Linked DNA regions of Homo sapiens: region 1 is linked to region 2. A link is an interaction called in ENCODE POLR2A ChIA-PET data of the cell type or tissue named here. Cell type or tissue: endothelial cell of umbilical vein. All regions are shown on one strand.

What was found. Peaks named below come from ENCODE experiments on the same cell type or tissue, not always from the same donor. Only the 100,000 strongest peaks of a DNase experiment are listed, where the experiment ranks them.
Region 1: POLR2A ChIA-PET joins it to region 2 with 6 read pairs; 2 of 35 experiments call an interaction of 5 or more read pairs at or near these places.

What each region holds. Positions count from the first base shown.
Region 1 is chr2:9,649,200-9,653,199 of GRCh38, reverse strand. The region is part of intron 3 of LOC105373418 (a long non-coding RNA gene); the gene reads right to left. Among named protein-coding and RNA genes, the nearest start is that of YWHAQ, 20 kb to the right of the region's middle. RefSeq lists enhancers at 2,307-2,888, 3,620-4,000. In endothelial cell of umbilical vein, no CTCF peak of the experiment used is centred here; no DNase peak of the experiment used is centred here; H3K27me3 peaks cover 337 bases.
Region 2 is chr2:9,537,593-9,541,592 of GRCh38, reverse strand. All of the region lies in intron 2 of ADAM17 (ADAM metallopeptidase domain 17), which reads left to right. Among named protein-coding and RNA genes, the nearest start is that of ADAM17, 16 kb to the left of the region's middle. In endothelial cell of umbilical vein, no CTCF peak of the experiment used is centred here; DNase peaks (open chromatin) are centred at 1,822 and 3,272; H3K27ac peaks cover 592 bases.

The DNA of each region.
Region 1 (4,000 bases), 110 kb before region 2:
TGCAGTCTGGCTGACTGCTTGTTACTATAACATTTTGAATACAGACTGTTCCCTACATCTCTGTTTTTGTAGAGCCTTGTCTTCAAGTCAGAGTTCATTAAATTCTGCTGACTTCCCAGAGCACCTACTATGTGCTGGGCCCCAGATATACAAGAATAGTAGGCTAGGTCCCTACCTAGTGACAGCTCATAGCAGGCTCAGTTCTTGGTGGTTTTTGGAGCCTGTGGAGGGTGAAGCATCATACGCTCCCAAACTGCTTCAAAACTTAAAAATAATAGAACCCATAATGTACCCTCTAAGTCTCCAAATCTTGCTAAGTAATTGCTAACCTTGCTAAGTAATTGCTAAGGCTTTTTCTTTTCTTTTCTTTTCCTTCTTTTTTTTTTGGCTCACTAGACAGGACACGAGATATGTATATTTCATTTTTATCCCTAGACTGTATCACCAACTTCTGGAGAACAGAGGCTGTGTTTAATTACCTATATTCCTGGCATAGGGCCTAGCACTGGCCACCTGCTGAGCAGTACGGACTCAGTGTTTGCTGAATATACTGAGCATCCAGAATGAACTCTGCACTGTGCTCCTGAATGAAAGAGTGAATGGATGGGTGCATGGATGGATGGGGCACTAGTTGGAGGGTGGAAGGATGGATGGATGGATGGATAGATAGGTCGATGAGTGAATGGATGAATAGGTGGATGGGTGATTGGGTGGATGGATGGATGGGGGTATGCATGGTGTGAGGTTGGATAGATGGATGGATAGATGGATGAGTAGATGGATGAATAGGTGGATGGGTGGATGGATGGATGAATGGATGGATAGATGGATGAGTGGATGGATGAATAGGTGGATAGGTGGATGGATGGATGGATGAATGGATGGATGGATGGATGGATGGATGGATGGATGGATGGTTAGATGGATGAGTGGATGGATGAATAGGTGGATGGGTGGATGGGTGGATGGGTGGATGGATGATGGAAGGATGGATGAATGGATGGATGGATGGATGGATGGAGAGTAAGTCACTGCATCAAGATACAGATGCACAAGTTGGGAAACAGGAGGAAAGTTTAATCAAGAACTATTCACGAAGCGGAGGAAAATGTTTATGGCAATCAGTAATGGATGCAGTTCCCTGGGGTAAGAAACAGAAGGAGCAGTTACCACCCCTAGTCCTGAGGGACAAAGGGAAAAAAATAATGACCAGAACCCAAAGAGAGGAACTGACCAGAGAGGAAGCATCAGGGAGAGGGAAGTAGGCAGGTCACACATACAATGTGTGGCCTTTTCCTACTGACTTTTTTCTTTTCTTTTTTTTTTTTTTGATTATACTTTAAGTTCTAGGGTACATGTGCACAATGTGCAGGTTTGTTACATATATATACACGTGCCATGTTGGTGTGCTGCACCCATTAAGTCATCATTTACATTAGGTATATCTCCTAATGCTATCCCTCCCCGCTCCCCCGACCCCACAACAGGCCCTGGTGTGTGATGTTCCCCACTGTGTCCAAATGTTCTTATTGTTCAATTCCCACCTATGAGTGAGAACATGCGGTGTTTGGTTTTCTGTCCTTGCGACAGTTTGGTCAAGATGATGATTTCCAGCTTCATCCATGTCCCTACAAAGAACATGAACTCACCCCTTTTTATGGCTGCATAGTGTTCCATGGTGTATATGAGACACATTTTCTTAATCCAGTCTATCATTGATGGACATTTGGTTTGGTTCCAAGTCTTCGCTATTGTGAATAGTGCCGCAATAAACATACAAGTGTATGTGTCTTTATAGCAGCATGATTTATAATCCTCTGGGTATGTACCCAGTAATGGGATGGCTGGGTCAAATGGTATTTCTAGTTCTAGATCCTTGAGGAATCGCCACACTGTCTTCCACAATGGTTGAACTAGTTTACAGTCCCACCAACAGTGTAAAAGTGTTCCTATTTCTCCACATCCTCTCCAGCACCTGTTGTTTCCTGACTTTTTAATGTTTGCCATTCTAACTGGTGTGAGATGGTATCTCATTGTGGTTTTGACTTGCACCTCTCTGATGGCCAGTGATGATGAGCATTTTTTCATGTGTCTGTTGGCTGCATAAATGTCTTCTTTTGAGAAGTGTCTGCCCATATCCTTTGCCCACTTTTTGATGGGGTTGTTTGATTTTTTTCTTGTACATTTGTTTATTTGTAGATTCTGGATATTAGCCCTTTGCCCACTGACTTTTTTCGTGTAGCATAATGTCTTCAAGGTTTATGCATGTTGCATTTTATTTCCTTTGTTGTCTAATAGCATTCCATCCTGTCGATCTTGTTTATCTGGAATGCATTATGGATGCTGCTATGAGCATTTGTGTGCAAGTTTTTGTGTGTACATATGTTTTCATTTCTCTTGGAAATATATGCAGCGGTGGAATGGCAGGGTCATGTGGTAACTCTGTTTAGCCTTTTGAGGAACTGCTAGACAATTTTCCAGCCACTGTTAAGTGTCTGCCCCAGTTAACATTCTCACCAGCAGCACACAAGGGCTCCAGTGCCTCCACATCCTCATCAACACATTATGATCTGTCTTTTTGATATGTAGCTGTCTTTTGATGCATCCTAGTGGGTGTGAAGTGGTGTCTCATTGTAGGTTTCATTTGCATTTCCCTGAGAGCTAATGGCAAACATAGTTTTGCCTTGTTACTTCATCTGCAGCAGTGTCAGTAAAAGACAGTGTGTTAGGTTTGGAGGGAACTTGGATGTCACTGCTCCAACTTTGTCATTTTCTAGATGGGAAAACGAAGGCTCAGAGCAGACCAGGGGCTTGCCCACATTCACGCAATCAGTCAGGGGAAACCCTGGGGGTAGGGCTCAGGTTTTCTGACCCTTAGACTGTGACTTCTTTCTCTGTCATCTGGATCAGAGGACAGGTGCTATGCCCCTCCAGTGCTGTCCCCACCCTTCTTCACCCTGCACTACGCCCAGAGAGGCTGGGGCATACCAGCTACATCAATGCATCCCTTGCCCTCTAGTTTCTTTCTTTCTTTCTTTCTTTTTTTTTTTTTTGAGATGGAGTCTCACTCTCTCTCCTGGGCTGGAGTGCAGTGGTGTGATCTCAACTCACTGCAACCTCCATCTCCCAGGTTCAAGTGATTCACCTGCCTCAGCTTCCCGAGTAATTGGGACTACAGGTGCGCACCACCATGCCCAGTTACTTTTTGTATTTTTAGTAGAGATGGGGTTTCACCATGTTGGCCAGGCTGGTCTCGAACTCCTGACCTCAGATGATCCACCCACCTGGGCCTCCCAAAGTGCTGGGATTACAGGTGTGAGCCACCGTGCCTGGCCCTGGTTTCTTTCTTTTTTTTTTTTTTCTTTTTCTTTTCCTTTTTTTTGAGGCGGAGTCTCGCTCTGTTGCCCAGGCTGGAGTGCAGTGGCACCATCTCAGCTCACTGCAACCTCCACCTGCCAAGCTCAGCACCAGCACACCCTGCTAATTTTTGTATTTTTTGTAGAGACAGAGTTTCACCATGTTGCCCAGGCTGGACTTGAACTCTTGGCCTCCCAAAGCGCTGGGATTACAGGAATGAACCACGGCACCCGGCCGCCCTCTAGTTTCTTATGGGGTTCAGCCAGTGGAAGGCACCAGCTAGAGACTGGCATGCAGGAAGTGCTGAGGCTGTGTGACCTGGTTCCCTTGAGGGTGGACCAAAGAGTGAAGACAGGCTGGGAGGGAGACTTGGTCAGGTGAGCAGCCAGCCAGCAGGAGCCTCTTTCAGAGGAAGATGTGGGTTTATTTATCTCTCTTGCTCTCTCTTATGCAGAAAGCTCTTCACTGCTGCTCAGCCCTGGAGAGGGGGAGGAGGGGCAAAGCTCCCCCGAACCCCACACCCCCTCGCAAGTGATTGCTAATATTTATCATGTGTTTGCCAAGTGCCAGGACAATAGCAAACACCTCAAAGGCATTAGCTCATTTTATATTTGCAGGAACCCTAGGAGGCAAGTCCAGTTTC
Region 2 (4,000 bases):
TTTTGTTTTGTTTTGTTTTTTGTTTTTTGAGACAGAGTTTTTGCTCTTGTCGCCCAGACTGGAGTGCAATGGCACGATCTTAGCTCACTGAAGCCTCCACCTCTCGGGTTCAAGCAGTTCTCCTGCCTCAGCTTCCCGAGTAGCTGGGATTACAGGAGCCCACTGCCATGCTCAGCTAATTTTTGTATTTTTAGTAGAGATGAGGTTTCACCATGTTGGCCAGGATGGTCTTGAACTCCTGACCTCAGGTGATCCACCTGCCTCAGGCTCCCAATGTGATGGGATTACAGGTGTGAGCCACCGTGCCCGACCCAAAATATTTTAATGCATGTTTTTTGCCTATAGGTCTCTGTGTGTGTATAGGTGATATAGATAGCATATTTACCTCATTTTAAACAGCTGCATAAATATTCCTATTGCATAGAATTGTAACAACATACTGACTAATACACTACAGATGGATATTGTTTAACCAAAGTGATTTTTTTAATACAACAAACAGTGCTCTAGTGAGTATCTTTGTAAATGTGTACCTTGATGAGGTGTTTTTATAGGATATATTCCTGGAAGGAGAATTACTGGGTCAAGGATATGTATACTATGTTTATTGATATTGCTCTTTCCTCCCAAAGAGATTTGACAAATTTATTCTTCCAGCAGCAATATATGAGTTTACCTGTTTCCTGTTATCTTTGCCAATAGTAGGTTTATCAGCCTTTAACTGTCACCCCTCTAAAGGGCATGGCATTTTATAGTTGTTTTGATTTTCATTTTGTGTGACATTGAGCATCTTTTTATATATTTGTAAGTAATTTGTTTTATATTTCTGTAAACTGCCTTTTTATCTCTTTTGACTATTTTTCTATTGAATTTGTCTTTCTAACTACTGAATTGTAGCAGTGCTTAGTATATTAAGGAGATTGGTTCATTGTCATGTGGTTATTTTAGGCAAATTTTTAATGCAAATTAATTTTTCCTAGCTATTGCAATTATCCTTAGGTTATTTTTTAATGACTTCTTTTTATTCGATTTTATGTCAGAATATTATAGTATTGGTTATTAGCTTTCAACTTACACCAAATTTGAGCAGATTGGTAATATTAATAGCTACAGTTAATCAGGTACTTATTTTCTGTAATTTACTGGCATTTTACATAAGTTATCTCTAAAAGTGATTCCTTTTTTGAAGGAACAAAAAAAAAAAAATTAAGGCTTAGACAGCTTAGTAACTTGCCCAAGATTACTCAGCTAGTAAATGACAGATACAAGATTTGAACAAAGGTTGGACTCCAAAACTTGTGTTATTTCTGCTATACTGGTGGAGAGTTTGGTGAAGAAGTGGATATAGTAGCAAGAAATAAGTAGGAGCGAAGGAAGAGTGAGGAAACTATAAAATGAAAAGAACTCAAAGTTTAGCTTTTTGGGTTTCTTTGGATTTGAAGTGGCCTGTAGAATCCGTATTCTAGAGGCAAAAACTTCCATAGCCTTACATATTTCTCTTTCAAGTTTCGTAGATGACATTGATTCCCTAAGAAAATATTAAATCGTAGCCACTTGTTATCTTTTCTCTGTGTAAGAAAGCAGGGAAGTATGTAATTTATTTTACAAAGTTTCCATACTAAATATTTAATGGGAAATTTATCTAACAGTCTATGGAATTTTATACCAGGTGTTTTAAAATAGGTTATTTCCTTTAATCCCCAAAACCGTTCAGTTATTAGGTGATATTATTTCCATTTGTAGATAAATACTTAGGATTCAAAGATTGAGGCCAAGGTCGGACAGTGAGTAAATGAAAGTAGGACTTAAGCCAAGTTTGTCAGACTCCAAAGCCCATACCCTTTCTTTTCTATCATATTGCGTCATTAAAGTTTAAAACAAGAACAAAAACAAAGATAGCTGAAGTAATCAGTTTGTATCAGGGCTGAATTAACTCTATGAAACCCCTCATTACTTGATGGTAAATGAGAAGATTCCGTTTTTCGATAGCAGTGGAAGGCAAAGTAATTTAAACCAAGATCATTGCATTAAATTTGGATGTAACTATTAGAGGTTGAAAAAGCATAGAAACACTGAGAGGTTGTATGAAGAGTTGAAGTAACTTAAGAAAAAAAGAAACTTGTTTAAAATTTGCCTTACAAGTTTCATTTCCTTTTTGTTATAAATCAAGAAATTATCAGCTAGGCGTGGTGACTCACACATGTAATCCCAGCACTTTGGGAGGCCGAGCTGGATGGATCATGAGGTCATGAGGTCAGGAGATCGAGACCATCCTGGCTAACACGGTGAAACCCCGTCTCTACTAAAAATACAAAAAATTAGCCAGGCGTGGTAGCAGGCGCCTGTAGTCCCAGCTATTTGGGAGGCTGAGGCAGGGGAATGGCGTGAACCCAGGAGGTGGAGCTTGCAGTTAGCCGAGATTGCGCCACTGCACTCCAGCCTGGGCGACAGAGTGAGACTCCGTCTCAAAAAAAAAAAAAAATCAAGAAATTATCTTATTTTTAAATAACGAAAAAGCTGCGGAGTATATACTGTTTTGATACTTTTTTGATGTTGCCTGAATTTTTTTGGAAAAAGTTAAATGTTTCTCCTAAAAGTGAAATATATCAGATTACTTGAGAAGGTCTAGAACTGATAAAGAAATGAAAGTGATATACCTGACTAAATGGACCATTAAAAATGGTTAGGGTAATAATGTTAATTCAAACTGGTTAGCTGGTCTTTAGTTACTGTAAATTCTTAAGTCAAAAGTCAGAAAGATAAAACGTTAAAGAAATCTGTAAGAAAATGACTTCACATAATTTTGGGAGGATAAAGTAAAAGAAATTTTGACATTCTGTTGGACGTTTTATAACTCAAAAGCTAATATTGGAAAATCAAAAAACATGAATTTTATAATCGCTTGGTCTTTATCTTTAGAAAAGATTCTTAATGTAGCAAATGAAAAATGCAATTCCACTGATTTCTTTCTGAAAAGAACATTAAGTAATGTTGCAACTCTTAGCTTTAAAACAAAATAATAAGACATTTATAATAAGTATGCTTTTGAAAGTTCTCAGCATAACTGGAGGGAAAAATCATAACTGAGAATGTGTGGGAAGATATGTTTTAGGATAGCAGAAGAAAATGTTCCAAGGATTTACGAAATAATGTTCTATTGTCTTTTCCCTTTGACCATTAAAAAACCACAAGCAAACTAAAATTACCTTGTTATGCTCAAAAAGTTAAAAATATTTGTTGCCATGGAGATAGTCCCAGTCTAGATTTCTTTCCGGTAGTTTAAAGACTTTTGCAATCCCATGGGGAAGTAATATATTTTCAGTACAACAGCTGACAAAATTTGTTTCTGTGGGTGAGATGAATAATATACCTTTCTTTGTCTTTGGTGTTCATGGACACATTGAAAGACTATAAATAATACTTGAGAAAGTCTTGCTCACCACTCCTAGTTTTCATGTAAGGATGGAAAGTCATAGAAAACAAAAAGAATAGTAAGCCAATTAAAGAACTGGACTGAAACTCAACAAAAAGAATAGTAAGCCCACTAAAGAACTGAAGTGTATACCCCCTCCCCTCTCCTCCCCTCCCTTCCCCTCCCCTCCCTTCCCCTCCCTTCCCCTTCCCTTCCCCTCTCTTCCCCCTCCCCTTCCCCTCTCCTCCCCCTCTCCTCCCCTCTCCTCCCCCTCTCCTCCCCTCCCCTCCCCTCCCCTCCCCTCTTTTCCTGTCTTCTGGTGCCAATGGAGTCTATATTCTAATGTCTGTCTTAGATACCTTGTATTTATTTTCCTAACTGTAATTGTGGGTTACTTTTTTGCAAGATATGTTGTTTTGAGGAGGAAAAAAAGCACGAGTACTTTTTTTTTTTCTTATTTTGAGCGGGAGTCTCGCGCTGTCAACCAGGCTGGCGATCTCGGCTCACAGCAGGCTCCGCCTCCCGGGTTCACTCCATTCTCCTGCCTCAGCCTCCCAAGTAGCTGGGACTATAGGCACCCGCCACCAT